2 separate regions of the Homo sapiens genome follow, and region 2 is linked to region 1. The links are chromatin loops, found by intact Hi-C in ENCODE. Cell type or tissue: ascending aorta. All regions are shown on one strand.

The links. A loop is a pair of places that touch in the nucleus more often than their neighbours do. Peaks named below come from ENCODE experiments on the same cell type or tissue, not always from the same donor. Only the 100,000 strongest peaks of a DNase experiment are listed, where the experiment ranks them.
Region 2: it touches region 1 in a loop (3-fold over the local background); 16 of 110 quality-filtered maps call a loop at or near these places.

What each region holds. Positions count from the first base shown.
Region 1 is chr10:91,488,699-91,496,698 of GRCh38, reverse strand. It overlaps HECTD2 (HECT domain E3 ubiquitin protein ligase 2), which reads right to left. Exons shown (of 21, transcript NM_182765.6): 12 at 5,392-5,499; 13 at 4,215-4,347; 14 at 3,191-3,279; 15 at 327-485. The region is part of intron 3 of HECTD2-AS1 (HECTD2 antisense RNA 1); the gene reads left to right. Among named protein-coding and RNA genes, the nearest start is that of HECTD2, 82 kb to the right of the region's middle. In ascending aorta, a CTCF peak has its summit at 3,176 (motif pointing left); no DNase peak of the experiment used is centred here.
Region 2 is chr10:91,697,280-91,705,279 of GRCh38, reverse strand. The region is part of intron 1 of LOC107984253 (a long non-coding RNA gene); the gene reads left to right. Among named protein-coding and RNA genes, the nearest start is that of PPP1R3C, 68 kb to the right of the region's middle. RefSeq lists a silencer at 3,934-4,228. In ascending aorta, no CTCF peak of the experiment used is centred here; a DNase peak (open chromatin) is centred at 4,792; H3K27ac peaks cover 405 bases.

The DNA of each region.
Region 1 (8,000 bases):
AAATTATTAATAAAAACTATCCCATTGTTCACATAAAGAAACTAAATTGAAGGGTTAAATAACTTGTCCAAATTCACAGAGCTAGTAAGTGACAGAGCCTGGATTCGAATTACTGCCTCTCTATCTTGTAAAAGCTTAGGAGCACTGCAAAGTGGGTGACATGTGTCTCTAAGGAAAGAAAAAGCTAGATGAAAAAAGGAGATGAGTTATAAAGGTAGAAGGAAACCATATTTAAAAGTAAGAATAGCATTAGGAGGAGAGACTGTGCAGGTAGAAAAAAGATGATTTCGCATTAAAGGACAAGATATTAATAACTTTATACTTACAGGCATAATTTGACATAAGTCGTCCACGGTAACATTGCAGATGCCTACTGGTATATTTTGATCACTAGGAATGATGGGAGGGCTCAATAATTTCTTGTAACAGCAGGGAGGGAAACGAATATCCAAGGTGATGCTGTTATAAACAGCTAGTCCCATAAGCTATGCATACTAAATGTTAAGCATTAACATAAAATCCATGACAACAAATGAGTTCTGAATTATGCATCAGTCTATTTTTTGCATACTTCTTTCAGATTTAACACTGACTTTCTAATTAGTATCACATATTTCCTTTCCCCTCTTTCATTTATTTCCCCTTTATTTTACATAATATAATTCCTTGATTACAAAAAGTCATGTAAAAAGGAGTGGTTTAGTTGATAGTATTCAATGATTTCCCTAGAAAAGTTTATCTAAGATCACAACAGGCAGCAACTTAAGACTTGCCTGTAATTATTTTACAGAAAACATTTTCTAAATTTAAACAAAGATGCTGGCAATTTTATAAGCAGCAGCAATGGTTTATTCAGTAGATCTCACTGTAGAATACTGATTTTGGAGATAGCCATTTTATTTATTTTAAAATTAAAAACAGACTATGTGTGAAGAACAGAGCTAAACTGAATAAACATATGGATATAAACATGCTATTGATAAGCTAATAGGATAGGTAATTTCCAACAGTAAAACTTGAAAGACTTATGTTACTTGGAGTTTCAGTGTCAAAGTTAAAAAGCTACAGATGTTACAAATTTTGCTCAGGATTATTTATTAGTCATATGGTGGAATGTAACTTATCCATTTATGGAAAGAGAGGTTTTAGATCAAATTTCATAGTATTTCAACAGTCAATTATTATATAAAGTTATTAAGGAAGTAATTCATTTTATAGGATCATAAGGAAATCTAAACATATGAGCTGGGTAAATTACTGAAAATAACTTTTAAAAATTGGAAGACCACCAAAATTTCAATTTGCTAAGGTGTAATGAAGTCTGATAATAAGGCCTTATACTTCAAAATAATTGTATTAGAAACACAATACTGTCAGAACTACTAGAACAACACATCTTTGGTCCTGAAATTTTAAAACTGGAGATATATATGAAACCAACTATATTTTCTCAATGTTCATACCTGTTCTTTCTCAAATTTCAGTTCCCAACTCCTTACCTGACCACAATCCACTCTCATCTCACATTTCTCCTATATAGTATTATGCTTTTTACAGCATCAATTTAGCTTTCTATAGGTTTTATATCTGTGTGTGTGATAAACACACATAATAATGAGAGTAGCAATTATAATTTTTAGATTTAATTGTTTAACTTGAAATATAGAATATCTAAACATGCTTAATATGCTCTTTTGGGTAATGACTAAATAGAAACTAATATCTATTGCAAAAAAAACAATGAGCAATTTCATGATTTTATGTATAGTATCACTTAAAAATGTAACTAAGCTATAATATTTTAGTGTAAATATTAGAGTCAAAATATCATCCAAATCTAAATTGTGATATATGAATATAAAGCATGACAAACATATATGTATGAACATATAAATAGCTCATAGTATAGTGACAAGCATCAATGATTAGGCCCTTCAATGAAGATGAAACATTCAACAAATGATTACTGCAGATACTAGAATATAAACAGGAGTCTCAGAATTGTTAAGCGTTATTCATTTTGTGGAATTTAGCACTTTGGACCTTTAGACACAACAATATATACAAAATTTCAAGTTGAGTTTACTATCTTAATGTGTAGTTTGTTCCCTACTACACTTTCTTTTATTAATCTGGTCTCTCAGTTTCCATATATATGTCTCATAATTTATTCCAACAGATGTAACAAAGACAGACATTCAAAGATGGCTCTTCATTCATTTTCTGATGGTATTTTCCATAACTTTCAGTGCGCTTGCTGCTGCTCTCTACCAAGCCCAGCACAATTTAGCCTTTTTTATTCTCACCATTCTCTCAGCTTATAATGTCCCACCACTCTCACCAGCCATATATTAATCAAATGTAATTGTTCCATTTTTTAAATCTCTATCCTCTCTGGGAAAAATACATTGTATATTTTCCTTCTCAGAACTCCTTAGTACTTACTGCCATATGGTCATTTGACTCTGAGAACAGATTAAGAATTCCCCCCCACCCCTTTTATACTTTCTTATCTCCAGTGCTTATTTATTTACTCTTCCCTCCTTTCTTCCACAAACAATTACATTTCTTGGAATCTAAAAAGCTAATGTAGAAGGCATCTTGTCCAATCTCCTACCCAATGCAGAAATGCCCTCTACAATATACCTGATAGGAATCATAGGATTGCAGATGGACTTATAAAATTTTTAAAAATACTATAAAATAATACTATATGCTTTAAATATTCCCATTCCATTCAATTTTTATGGATGCTTCCTTTATGTTTCAGGATTTGGAGGCATATTAAAGAGCTAGATTTAATTCCCCCAATTTCAATTCAGTAAACTGAGGGAAATGAGCACAAAGTGAAAGAACAGAAAAAAAATACTTCATTATAAATGGGAAATACTTTGATTTTTTTTAAAAAATGCCTTAAATTAGTGATAACTTCAATTATATGTGAAATAGGAAAGAACCATTTTTATTTTGAGATAAGGTTTTCAGAAAAAAATCAAACTCTCATTTCTTTCAATTAAGTCTACTGACATATATTACACATAATGAAGATTACTGAAAATCTAATAGTACATTTGACAATAACATTTAATTTGGATAAAATGGCTAAAGAAAACAGTTTTCTAAAATACAGATAAAATCTTTAAAAATCTCTAATCTATTAGCACCTCCTAGTGGAAAGTTTAAAGGATACAATTCCAACCAATCGGAATTCAGAATAGTTATCACATTTAAAGCTGCTAAACCAATGGCAGTGTGAATCCTTGTGATATGTAAACATGCCTAAAAAAACACACGAATAATGTTATTATTAACATGATTGACTTAAAAAAATCAAAGTGGTAAACATGTACATGACATCTCATCTATTAGAAGCTAATCAATTCAACAATAATTCTGTTACAAACCATCTTTCAAGTTAAAAATTTTGGATTATTTATGGGACTATATATTTGCAAATCTCAGCAAATATAAATATATATATTAAATATATATGGAGAACATTTTATTTTCCTGAACCAAGGGTAGAAACAGGGTAAAAAGATAGAAACTAAATGAATCAGATAACTTTATAAAAAGTATAGTTTCATAGATTATAAATTATGATCAAAATTAATTTTGAGGATATCTGGAGACTTCAATTTATCACTGTCATCCCTATTTCCCATCACATACACATATAGAAAAGAAAACTAAAGAATAAGGAAAACACTGAAAATTCTCCTTTGAAAAGTTTAACAGATAGTAAGGATTATACAGGTAGTTTCTGTAAAATAAAAAATTTCAAAGGCTTATTTTTTCTTAAAAAATTAATTCATGAATTCTTATTTATTAAAATGACCCATTAATGAAAGAGGCTTTAAATGTTACTATAGAGCAAACTATAGTTTTGTGTTTTAATTTCAAATGTTTATTTCAATGACAAATTAAATTTTCATGCATTTGACTTATTCAGAAAAGATATGGATGTTTCCTCATAAATGTTTACTTTTAATCTTGATACATTTTGTGTAGGATTCCCAGTAAGAGAATCAACTGATCAACAATTCGGTCAAACAAGTTTTTAAAATGTAAATAACAGTCCTTAAACAATTATTCAACATTTACGATGGACAAAAAGTCTGTAAAATCACAGAATAGGTTAAAAATAAGGGTGACTACTTCACTCTAACAATTATGAAGAAACACAGTTTATAAAAATTAGATTACATACTTACCATAATCTGGATGAAAAATTTGGCGAATTAGAAGAAGGAACCATTCTTTAGTCAAACCACCCATATCCAAACCAGCTTCCCCTACAAATGTAACTTTTAACTTCTTTTTCAAATCGGCTCTTTTCCGGGTTAGCTATTTGAAGATATTATACAGTAGAGGAGAACAAAGAGCAGTGAAAAGAGAATTAACATTTTTAATTCTGGGAAATGTGTTAGGCAGTCTTTAACTTATTTGCAATGCTACAAAACTCCATCCCTCCATTTATCCAATAAATCTGCCAGACACTGTGTGAGCTAGGTGTTTACTATGTCTTATAGATCAGGAAACAGAATTAGAGAGGTCAGGTACTTCACCCAAAGTACTACCTCCTGGTATCTACTGCCTTCAAATTTTTAATTTAGCACAATATAATTCATTTCTTTTTTTAAAAAAAACTCCCCTTCAATGCTAAACTTTAAAAAATCACATAGCTAGGGCTGGGTGTGGTAGCATGAGCTGGTAATCCCAACTATTTGGGAGGCTGAGGTAGGAGTATGGCTTGAGACCCTGAGACCAGGAGTTTGAGGCGGCAGTGAGCTTTGATTGTACCACTACACTCCAGCCCAGGTGACAAAATAAAACTTGTCACAAAAATAAATAAATAAATAAATCACATAGCGGAATCAGCCATTATCTTCTAATAACCATATTAAGATCTAGCTGAAGCATTTTTTATGATAATACATGAAAATGCAATCAAAGTATGTTAGAACCTGTATAGACCCAATATACCCTGTAGGTCAGACCTCTAATTTTATAGATGTGTAGTCTGAGACCTGGAGAAGTTAAATGACTTGTTACACACATAACCAGGAACAAAGGTGGGTCTGGAATCTAGGTTATATACTAAGAAACATGAATTACTCATTTAAGTGTTCTACATCAAATCCTTTTCTAGGGAATTAACAAACTATTAATAAACATACAAACATGAATATAAGACAATTATGAATACAGATCTGATTTTAACTATGGTATCAAACTTTACAGAAGCTTGGTATGCAACAAGATCTTCAAAAGAATTTAAGGAAGCACACTTATTGGCATACAGAAATAAAAAAGTTTACTATGATTTTTATAATAATCATATTATAGAATTTTAAGCTTTAATTAATATCATTTTGGAATAAATTATACCTCATCAAGTGAATCGCTAACCAGATGTGTCCGTCTTACTTTCATATTTAGAAATAATATATTCATATCAGGTCTCTGTCTTCGAGATACTTTATCCACCAGACTTTGCTGATTAAATAAGAAAGTAAACAGTTTTGCTTTTACTTAGACTATAATTTCATTTAAAACATTTAAACACTTTAGTAAAAATAACAATTATTATCTATGCCATTTCTTATATAAACAATTTTATAAAAATCAATTATACACATTTTGATTTGTGAAAATGGCTTATTATTATTTCATTTTGTAACAATGATAACCAAAGGGGATCCAAAGTGGAGGACCAAAAATAATTCACCTTCTGTAATAAAAAATGTTGCATCACAGTTTCCGTATGTCTCATCTCTTTTTTTTTTTTTTTTTTTTTTTTTTTTTGAGACGGAGTCTCACTCTTTCGCCCAAGCTGGACTGCAGTGGCGCTATCCCGGCTCACTGCAAGCTCCGCCTCTTGGGTTCATGCCATTCTCCTGCCTCAGCCTCCCGAGTAGCTGGGACTACAGGCGCCCACCACCACGCCCGGCTAATTTTTTGTATTTTTAGTAGAGACGGGGTTTCACCGTGTTAGCCAGGATGGTCTCGATCTCCTGACCTCGTGATCCGCCCGCCTCGGCCTCCCAAAGTGCTGGGATTACAGGCGTGAGCCACCGCGCCCGGCCATGTCTCATCTCTTAAATAGCAAAGTTTTCTGTTTAATAAATACAAATATAAAATGGGAACATTCAAAACAAGGTATATATTCCTGATGATAAACCTGGACTTAGGATTTTTTAGATATTGAATTTTCTTTAAAGGTACAATTAGTCTACTTTACAAAAGTGACTTGTCAACATGTATCAAAGACCATCACAATATTCATATCCTTTATCCCAATAATCCTTCCACTGAGAATTCTTAGAACATATTTTATACAGTACAATGTTTATCACAGCATTATCTATAAAAACAAAACTTTAGAAATATCTTAAGTACATATACAACTAATGAAAAAAAGGATGGTCATAAAAACTATGTAAATAGTACAAGGAAGGTACACTGAAGAAAGTAGGAAATAAAATTGTGTTTACAGTACTATTTCAACTCTGTTGTCTTTTAAAGATAATATAGAACAAATATCAAAAGAAAATTTACTAAAATGTTAATGGCTTTGCTTGGGGGATAGAGATATGAGTGACTCAAAATTCTTTTGTCACCGTTTTTCAAAATATAAGCACTGAATAGGTAAAAAACAATATATTTAAAAATATCTATAAGGAATATGTCATTTGTCATATAAAATCCACAGGCTTATATATTTATCTAAATAGTCTTTATTAGACTATATCTTTTTTTGGTAACAATGAAAACTATTGTGCAGATTAAAGATAAACATTTCAGACATTTTAAATACATGCAGCAATTTGCTTTAATAGATAAAATTTTAGTATCACAAATCTACAATTTAAGGCTACTTACAATTTTGAAGATTACTATAATAAAACACTAATTTGGAGCTTTCTCCATTTCTCCTATATACAACGCTAAATGCTATTAACAGCCTTTTATTTCTGTGTCCTCACTTATCAAGGAAGTCTGCATTCCTAGCATAGTGTCCTGTGTTACAGACCGTTTTTTCCTACCTTTTCCTATCTTCTGTTCCCAGTCTAGCTCTTGGGCAGCTGTCACATTGGAAATAACTAATAAACAAATTTATGCTAGGATGCTAATGGCAAACAAGATTAGTAGCTACTCCTCCCATCAGGAATTCATATTTACTGGAAAATGCTCCAAATGAAAAAATAACCCAACAATGATACAATTCTTGACACTGTGACTGAGGAACTTATTTTAGGTTAGGAAACCAATTTTGTATATTTAGATTGTACCATATAAGCTCTTGCTTACACTGACTATTTGTAAGATTGTCCTTGTGTCAAAATAGTCATCAGTCATTAATTCCAAGTGATATGGCAATTTATGAGATAAAATGTTGGGAAACACCCATAAAAAACTGATAATGCCACTTAGCTCTCAATGTCAAGTGTCTACTCATTCGTTTGCATGCTCTGTAGAAAACTTAGCCTGTCACAGAGTCTACACCTGCCATTCTCCTTCTTTAAAGTAGAAGAAAAATTCCACAAAAAGATATTTGATATCCTGTGAGTGACACAGAAAAAACTGTTTAGTCTTGCTAGTTTAACACAAACTAGCTCATTCTGTTACGTACAAAAGCACTGTAGATTTTCTTACAAATATAAAAAAATCATAGACCAAGGTGAAAAAATACTAAAAAGGCACATGACATTGTACGAGTACAACTAACAGAAAATGTCAGAATGAGTAGCTATACAGCTAATCATTGAGCCAATATCTACCCAAGATCAAGTAACAATTCTGGTGCTGAATATACCTGTTTAAACTCATTCTTCAGGGGGGTAGTGTGGCTTTGGAATTCCCTTGATGGGCATAGGCAATAAAATTTCTTCTAATATTCCCATATTCAGTATAAGATGACTTTGGGATGTCACCAGTTACTCAAATCTTTTGTCCTTCTCTGTGATAGAAAGAAATACTCACCTTCTGGGAACTGA
Region 2 (8,000 bases), 210 kb before region 1:
GGAAGTTCCAGAGAAATCATGGCAATTATGGGCTGGTAAATTATTTTCACAGTAATTCTGGAAGGTACAACATTTCTGGAAGATAATTAGGCAATATATATCCTAAATCTTCAATGTGTTTAACTGCATTTTCACTGCTAGAAATTTATCCTATAAAAAAATGGGTTTATGCTTTCTCATTCCATTTCATTACAGTCTAATTTCTGACTGAAAGAAAAAAATTCACCTATATCTACATCAAAAGAGACTTCATTAAATATATTAAGATATATCTATACAATAGAATAATACACAGTAATAACAATGATGTGTAAGAATAATAATGATATGGGGAAATGTCTATGATTTATTCATAGGTAAAGTAGCAAGTTAGGTGATTTTCTTTTTTTCTATGTGCTTGTCTCTTTTTTTAATAGTCTAGAATAAGTTTATTTTATAGATAGGTAAACAAAAATGAATATTATAAAACTTGCCTTGAATTCTAGTTTTAAAAGTCAGCAACTGGTGGTTTTTTTTTAACTTGATAATTATGGAATAGAGGACATGTTTTGTCGTGGTAGCGAATCTCATTAGAGTTAAAATACCCAGGGTTTCACTGTACTAGGAAACAAAGGGTAGGGCAAAAAAGTGACTCTGTTGCAGATAGAGGTTTGCAAATTTTGTTAAGCATATATTTTTCCAAATCATTTTATTAAAATTTGAAAAACTAGTAACCAAATCAGCATGGTACTGGTACCAAAACAGACATATAGACCAATGGAACAGAACAGAAGCCTCAGAAATAACGCCACACATCTACAACCTTTGACAAACCTGACAAAACAAACCTTTTTGACAAATCTTTGATAAACAAATCTTTGATAAACCTGACAAAAACAAACAATGGGGAAAGGATTCCCTATTTAATAAATGGTGCTGGGAAAACTGGCTAGCCATATGCAGAAAACTGAAACTGGACCCCTTCCTTACACCTTATACAAAAATTAACTCAAGATGGATTGAAGACTTAAAAGTAAGACCTAAAACCATAAAAACCCTAGAAGAAAACCTAGTTCAGGACATAGGCATGGGCAAAGAGTTCATGACTAAAACACCAAAAGCAATGACAACAAAAGTCAAAATTGACAAATGGGATCTAATTAAACTAAAGAGCTTCTGCACAGCAAAAGAAACTATCATCAGAGTGAACAGGCAACCTACAGAATGGGAGAAAATTTTTACAATCTATACATCTGACGAAGGGCTAATATCTAGAATCTACAAGGAACTTAAACAAATTTGCAAGAAAAAAAACCCCATCAAAAAATAAGTGAAGGATATGAACAGACACTTTTCAAAAGAAGACATTTATGCAGCCAACAAACATATGAAAAATGGCTTATCTTCACTGGTCATTAGAGAAATATAAATCAAAACCACAATGAGATACCACCTCACGCCAGTTAGAATGGCGATCGTTTAAAAGTCAGGAAACAACAGATGCTGAAGAGAATGTGGAGAAATAGGAATGCTTTTACACTATTGGTGGGAGTGTAAATTAGTTCAAACACTGTGGAAGACAGTGTGGCGATTCCTCAAGGATCTAGATCCAGAAATACTGTTTGACCCAGCCATCCCATTACTGGGCGTATACCCAAAGGATTATAAATCATTCTACTATAAAGACACATGCACACAATTGTTTATTGCAGCACTATTCACAATAGCAAAGACTTGGAACCAACTCAAATGTCCATCAATGATAGACTGGATAAAGAAAATGTGGCACATATACACCATGGAATATATGCAGCCATAAAAAAGGATGAGTTCATGTCCTTTGCAGGGACATGGATGAAGCTAGAAACCATCATTCTCAGCATACTAAAACAGGAACAGAAAACCAAACACCACATGTTCTCACTCATAAGTGGGAGTTGAACAATGAGAACACATGGACACAGGGATGGGGAACATCATACACTGAGGCCTGTTGGGGGATGGGGGCCTAGGGGAGGGATAGCATTAGGAGAAATACCTAATGTAGATGATGGGTTGATGAGTGCAGCAAACAACCATGGCACGTGTATACCTATGTAACAAACCTGCACATTCTACACATGTATCCCAGAACTTAAAGTGTAATAAAAAAATTTGGAAAACTACATATTACTCTCATAAACCATTGTTATTGACATCTTCTTGAAATGTTTCCCAGTCCTTTCTTTGACAGCATGAAAGTTATAATGTACCTTTGAATTGTGTCTCTTCATTTAACACTGTATTGTGAGCATTTCTGTGATTTGGGATTATCACAGCATAATGACTGCAGAGTATTCCAGCAAGGGGGACAGTCACAGAGTGCTAATTTAGTGGTGGGACTCTCTCATGGGTCAGCGCTATGATGAGACAGCACATTCCTTAGTGACCTGGAAGAGGCCCCACTTCTGGTTTCCCCTGGCTGTGTGGTAAATAATAAGCTAAAGGTGACCCGTTGAGGAGGTGTCTTGCAAACTGTGTTGTGTGACAGGGCAGGAGCACAGTGGGTTGATATCAGCTTGGATGTGAGGTTCTGCCCTCGATGTGTGTTCAGTGACCCAAGGAAATTTGTCATATGATCAATGTTCCAGGAGGGACGCTGCTCATTTCTTCCCTCTGCCTGGATTACCATTGCTTCCTCTTTCTGCTTGAGAATTCATCCTTTAACTCCCAAATGGCTAGAGTCATGTTCCTCTGCCCTGTGCACCTGTGAATACACTTTCCTGTTATTCAGGGGCTGAACTCTGTTCCCCGTCTCCTGATTAATATGTTGAAGCTCTAACCCTCAGTAGCTCAGAATATGACTGTACTTGGAGATAAGGCCTTTAAAGAGTTAGAATCATTAGAAGAATTAGAAGAGTAGAGTTAGAACCAGGTTTTTAGGATGGGCCCTAATGCAATATGACTGGTGCACTTATAAGAAGAGGGGATTAGAAAACAGACCCACACAGCCAAAGGATGACCATGTGAGCACACAACTGGAAGGCAGCCAATTCTCAGGACGAGGAGAGAGGGTTCAGAAGAAGCTAAACCTGCCAAAACCTTGATCTTGGACTTCTAGCCTCCAGAATTATGAGAAAATAAATTTCTGTTGGTTAAGGCACTCAGTCTGTGGTATTTTGTTGTGGCAGCCCTAGCAAGCAAATCCATGGATGGGAGAGAGGACTAATAAATGGGCCAGGTAGGGGCATTTATGGCAGCAGAGTAGCACTTAATTCTTGGCCTCCCTCTCTGACCACCTTACTTCATTTCTAAAATGGAGCATTTGGATAAGATGACCCATCTGCAAGGCCCCTTTCAGCATTGACATTCTAAGCTTCTGTACATCATTTGATTTTCTGTTAGTTATTTCTTATGCAGGTTAAAGCAGCACGCTCTCAATAGATTTGGCTCCCGTATGATCTGTTCTTATGCAGCCAGAGTGTTTGCACAAATCTGATTCTATCACATTAACATTCTGCAAGGGCTGCCCATCTCCTTCAATGTGAAGTCTGATCACCTCAGCATGGCCCACATGGCCTTTCCTTACCTGGTCCATGCCCTTCTCCAGACCTCGCTTCTCCATCCTATCCCCACCTGCCCTCCAGCCATGCTCAACTGTGAGGAACTCGTAGTTCCTCAACACACCATCATCTCTAACACTCTGTGTCTTTTCATGTGCCACATTTCCTACCTAGAATGTTCTCCCCTCTCCTCCATCTTGGTTAGTTCTACTCACTTTTAAGAACCGACTCAGGCACTTTCTTCTTGGAAGCCTACCTGCCCCATCTTTCTTCTCTTCCACCCTCAATCCATTTGGATTAAGCAGCTTTGGATCCCTTTAGCTCCATCATAGCCTTGATCACACTATTGGATAAAGCGGGGGTTCCAGTATTTGGTGCACACATAAGTACCCTTTGAAAAGAATGCTGATTATAGCAAGAAATAGGTCATATTGGAGTCTCTAAATTGGAAGAGTTGGTATTGCTTGTCAGAAATTTGGCCTAAAATCAAGTCTTAAAGAATACATGAGTCAGAGGGCAATGTGAGGCAGTGAGTCAGAAAATACGCAGACAGCAGATTTTCTATCAATTTGCCAAACATTTATTGAGCATTGTTAGAAGCATGGCTTAGTGCTGGGCAGAAATTGGGACTTAACACTGAGATGCCACCATTCAGAGGAACAGTAGCGAGTTAGAAATGGCCTGATCACCCTTGCCCCCTTGGGAAGCGAGGGGCCAGGTAGAGAAGAGTGTGGGGGAAGGTCAGCCTCCCAGGTGTGGGTCCCAGGGACTGAGACTCTGGAGGAAGTGCTATTTACCTGGAGCTTCCAGTGTTCTGAATCCAAGGTTTGCACCAAGACAAGGAAGAGATCTGCGGCAGATATTAAGAGATAGAGCATGCAGCCTTGGGTTTAAAGAAAGGGGGTGGTTGGGCAGGTACAACTCAGGAGACCCAAGTTGAATTCCTGCATCTGCCACTACTAGTTTTATGACATTGGGCAACTTATTTAATAAATTAATTAATTTTGAACTTCTATTTTTTAAATCATGAGAAAACTCATGTCTACCTTGCCTGCTTCTCAAGATTTTTGTATCAAATGAGAAATTGTCTATGAAAGAACTCTGCAAGCTACAAAACCTGGGCACAAGTAAGATGCTGTGAATGAGAAGGGTCCATTCTGCAAAGGGGCAGGCACTGGGGCCGTGGCCTTCCTCGGCCTGCAGGGGCAGGCAGAGAAGGGGTTGCTCTTGGCCAGAGGGAATACGTGGGCAGATCCTGGCAATGGGCACTGGCAACAAAACTAGGGTTGCTGGCATTTATGAGCATCCATCTCAGGAATGACATAATTGGGCTGGGAAAAGTCCAGGACTAAGTGCTGAAGGGAAAGGAGCACGTTCTGGGAGAGAATACATTGATGGGATAAGAACTCCCCCTCATAGAAAGAAAAAGCTTGAGACTCCGTGAATGAATTCAAGATAAGTGTTAAGTCAGCAATGGTAAAATAGAATGGAACAGTAAAGAGGTAAAGTTCAGGAGGGATTTAGATGTTCATGGATGATAAAATCGAAATGGATTATTGAGCAGCTTGGAGGACATCTAGGGTAAATTACCACCATGCAGTCTCCGTTATGAAGGATTCCCAAGCTTTTTCAAAATAGCCTTTTGTTACCTCTTGTGAGCCTAGGGTTGGATAGCTGCTAAGTCTGATGTCTATTTTTCAAATTCTATTCACTAACAGAAGTTTTCTGCAATGCTTAGTGCATCTGTAATTTCTACTGTAATATCTATAATTCCTGCTATGTGGGAAGCTCTGTGAGGACAGAGATTAGGCTGGTCTTATTCACAGCTGTACCCCAATGCCTGGCATGGCTCCTGGCATATATTGGTACCTAGTCAGTATTGCAAATTGAATGCTGTTTTACCAAGAGTGGCTATTGGGATCCTTCTTGTCCAGAGGAGCTGCCCCTTGAGGACTCTGGCAGCCAGGGCTGGCAGAAGAATTCTAACATTTCCAATGGAGATGTTGGGGCTGGAGTCTGGCTCCATGAGCTTTGCCTTGAACTATCCACGCTGCACACTCAGCGGGTCTGCCTTGTCGCCCCATGTCTGACTCTCATTGTTTTCAGGTCCTGCTTTCTTTTGCCCTGTTTGTTGTGTTGGAACCTCTGTTTTCTGTTTATGAGCACCAGTGTCTTTTCCTGCTCAGGCTGCCATAACAAAATACCATAGACTGGGCAACTCAAAGAGTAGACATTTTTCTCACAATTCTAGATGTTAGAAGCCTGAGGATTAATTAGGGTGCCACGGTGTCAGGTTCTGATGAGGACCCTCTTCCTGGCTTCTCACTGTGCCCTCACATGATGGGGCAGGGGAGAGAGGGAGGCAGAGAGTAACCTCCTGGTGTCTGTTCTTATAAAGGCACTCATCCCATCATGAGGGCCCCATTCTCAATACTTCATCTAAACCTGTCTCACGACTTCATCTAAACCTAAGTAACTTCCAAAGGTCCCATCTCCAAATACCATCATACAGGAGTTAGGGCACCAACATATGAATTTTAGGGGGACACAATTCAGTTCATTTCAACATAGTCCATAAATCTCTAAGTTGATGGCCTGTCTTCTTGGATTCCTTTCTTAGTCATCTGACTTCTCGGATCTAGGCATTTGCAAATGTCTTCCTTGGGAAGCCCTAGTGGCTCAAGCCCTAAGCCCAGGTTTGGGGGCAGGTGCTGCTTTCTCCCTGGCCTTGGGGACCAGGGGTTTGGGCATTATTCCAAGGGTCCATGGTCCCAGGGGCACCAGGGCAGCAAGGAGAGGAGAATGAGCAGAACCTAAATCAGTCCCTTCTCTTTGCCTGAAGAAGGAGCTGCCCCGAGGACAGATGCTCACTTGATGAGAGTGGGGGGCTTCTAGAGGACCGTTATCTGTCCTGGATCAAGCGCTATCTTTCCAGCAGCATAGCCACAGCCATGTGTACAGCCTTCCCCTCCCATACAGCCAGATGCCCAATTTGTCTGGGTCTCTACAAGAGCTAGAAATCATTGTGGGCCTGTGGGCCACCATTGTTTTGGGGAGGCTGTGAACAGAGATTCTTAGTGCCCTCATCAATAGGGCCAAGAGGTTGGTAATTGTTTTGTTCCTACAAGGAGCCTCACATATGAAAGCTATCATGGGCTCCTGGACAACATGCCCCCACACAAGCCTGCCCCTGGCAGAATGCAGCAAGACCCAGTCTTAGGCAGAGCCTCTTGGGGTCCAATTGCCCCAGGAGAGCTGGGCCTGGTCCATGGCCTATGACTTGGCCTGGAGCTAAGCCATCCTCTGTTGGTTCCACAAGGGCCTGGCTGGGATGAGCTGTCATGGACCCCCAGGTTTCTGGTGGGAAAGGAGGTTGGCCGCTGTCTGCATTTACTCATTGGTTCTCAAATCAACGCTGTCCTCACTAGGGCCTTACGCAGCCTCAGCAGAGGCCTGGGACTCTGGCTCCTTGCCTGAGTTCCTGCAGCAGTAGGAAAACTTCATGGCCCTGGGCTTCAAGAAGTTTTGTCTCTAAGGTATCTGAGTAGGAGAAGAAGGCTACCAGACAAGGTTGATGGCAGCCCAGCAGTGCTTGTGGCCTCTGCCTGGCAGGCGCATATTTGATTGTTCGATGAGGAAAGGTCTCCCCAACTCCAGAACCGGAAAGCGAGCAATGATAATAATAAAATAATAAAAGATGAACATTTATCAAGTATTTCCCATCTGTGCCAGAAAAGGGCATCTTGTACTTGATACTCTGACTAAAGTCACCAGTATTGGCCTCTGTTTTATAGGCAAGAAAACTGAAGCACAGCTGTGGATTAGTAACTTGCCAGGGGTCACGCAGCTGAGTGAGAGGCAGGGCTAGAATTTGAACAGAGGCAGCCCATGCTCTTCCCCACCATGCTACCCATCCTGGTCAGAACACTACCCTGGCCCTGCTCCTCGAATCCTCATACTCTTTCCTCCTTATTGGAATGAATTGTCCTGGGAAATCTTGGACATAACCACCTTCATAGAAACTCAGAATGGTGTGTATTTGAGCAGGCCGAGGCTGAGTTCTTGGCATACATCTTTTCCCTGTGGATGCTCCAGAGTGTCCCAAGGTTCTGGAATGTCAGGCTGTGGGCTATGCGGTAGCTTCTGCAGCATCTCACACTTCCCCACTGTGCAGCTAGACTGGCTCAGGGATGGTAAGTGCACCTTGCCCCAGCCAGGCCCGAGCATCTGGGATGTCAAAGGCACCTGTTCCCAGTCTGGATGAAAACATTTTAAAATGCTACTTGTCTTCAGATTTCTGACCAGAAAGGTTCTATATTCTTGCCAGTGGAATGTGAGAGCATCTCTTCCTAAATACTTTGCTAGTACAGAATGTTATTTGAAAAACATAACTATTAAAACATATTTCATTATTATTTTGATTTGCATTTCATTATTATTAGTGAGGTTAAGCATTTCTCCTGTTTATTAACTGTAACA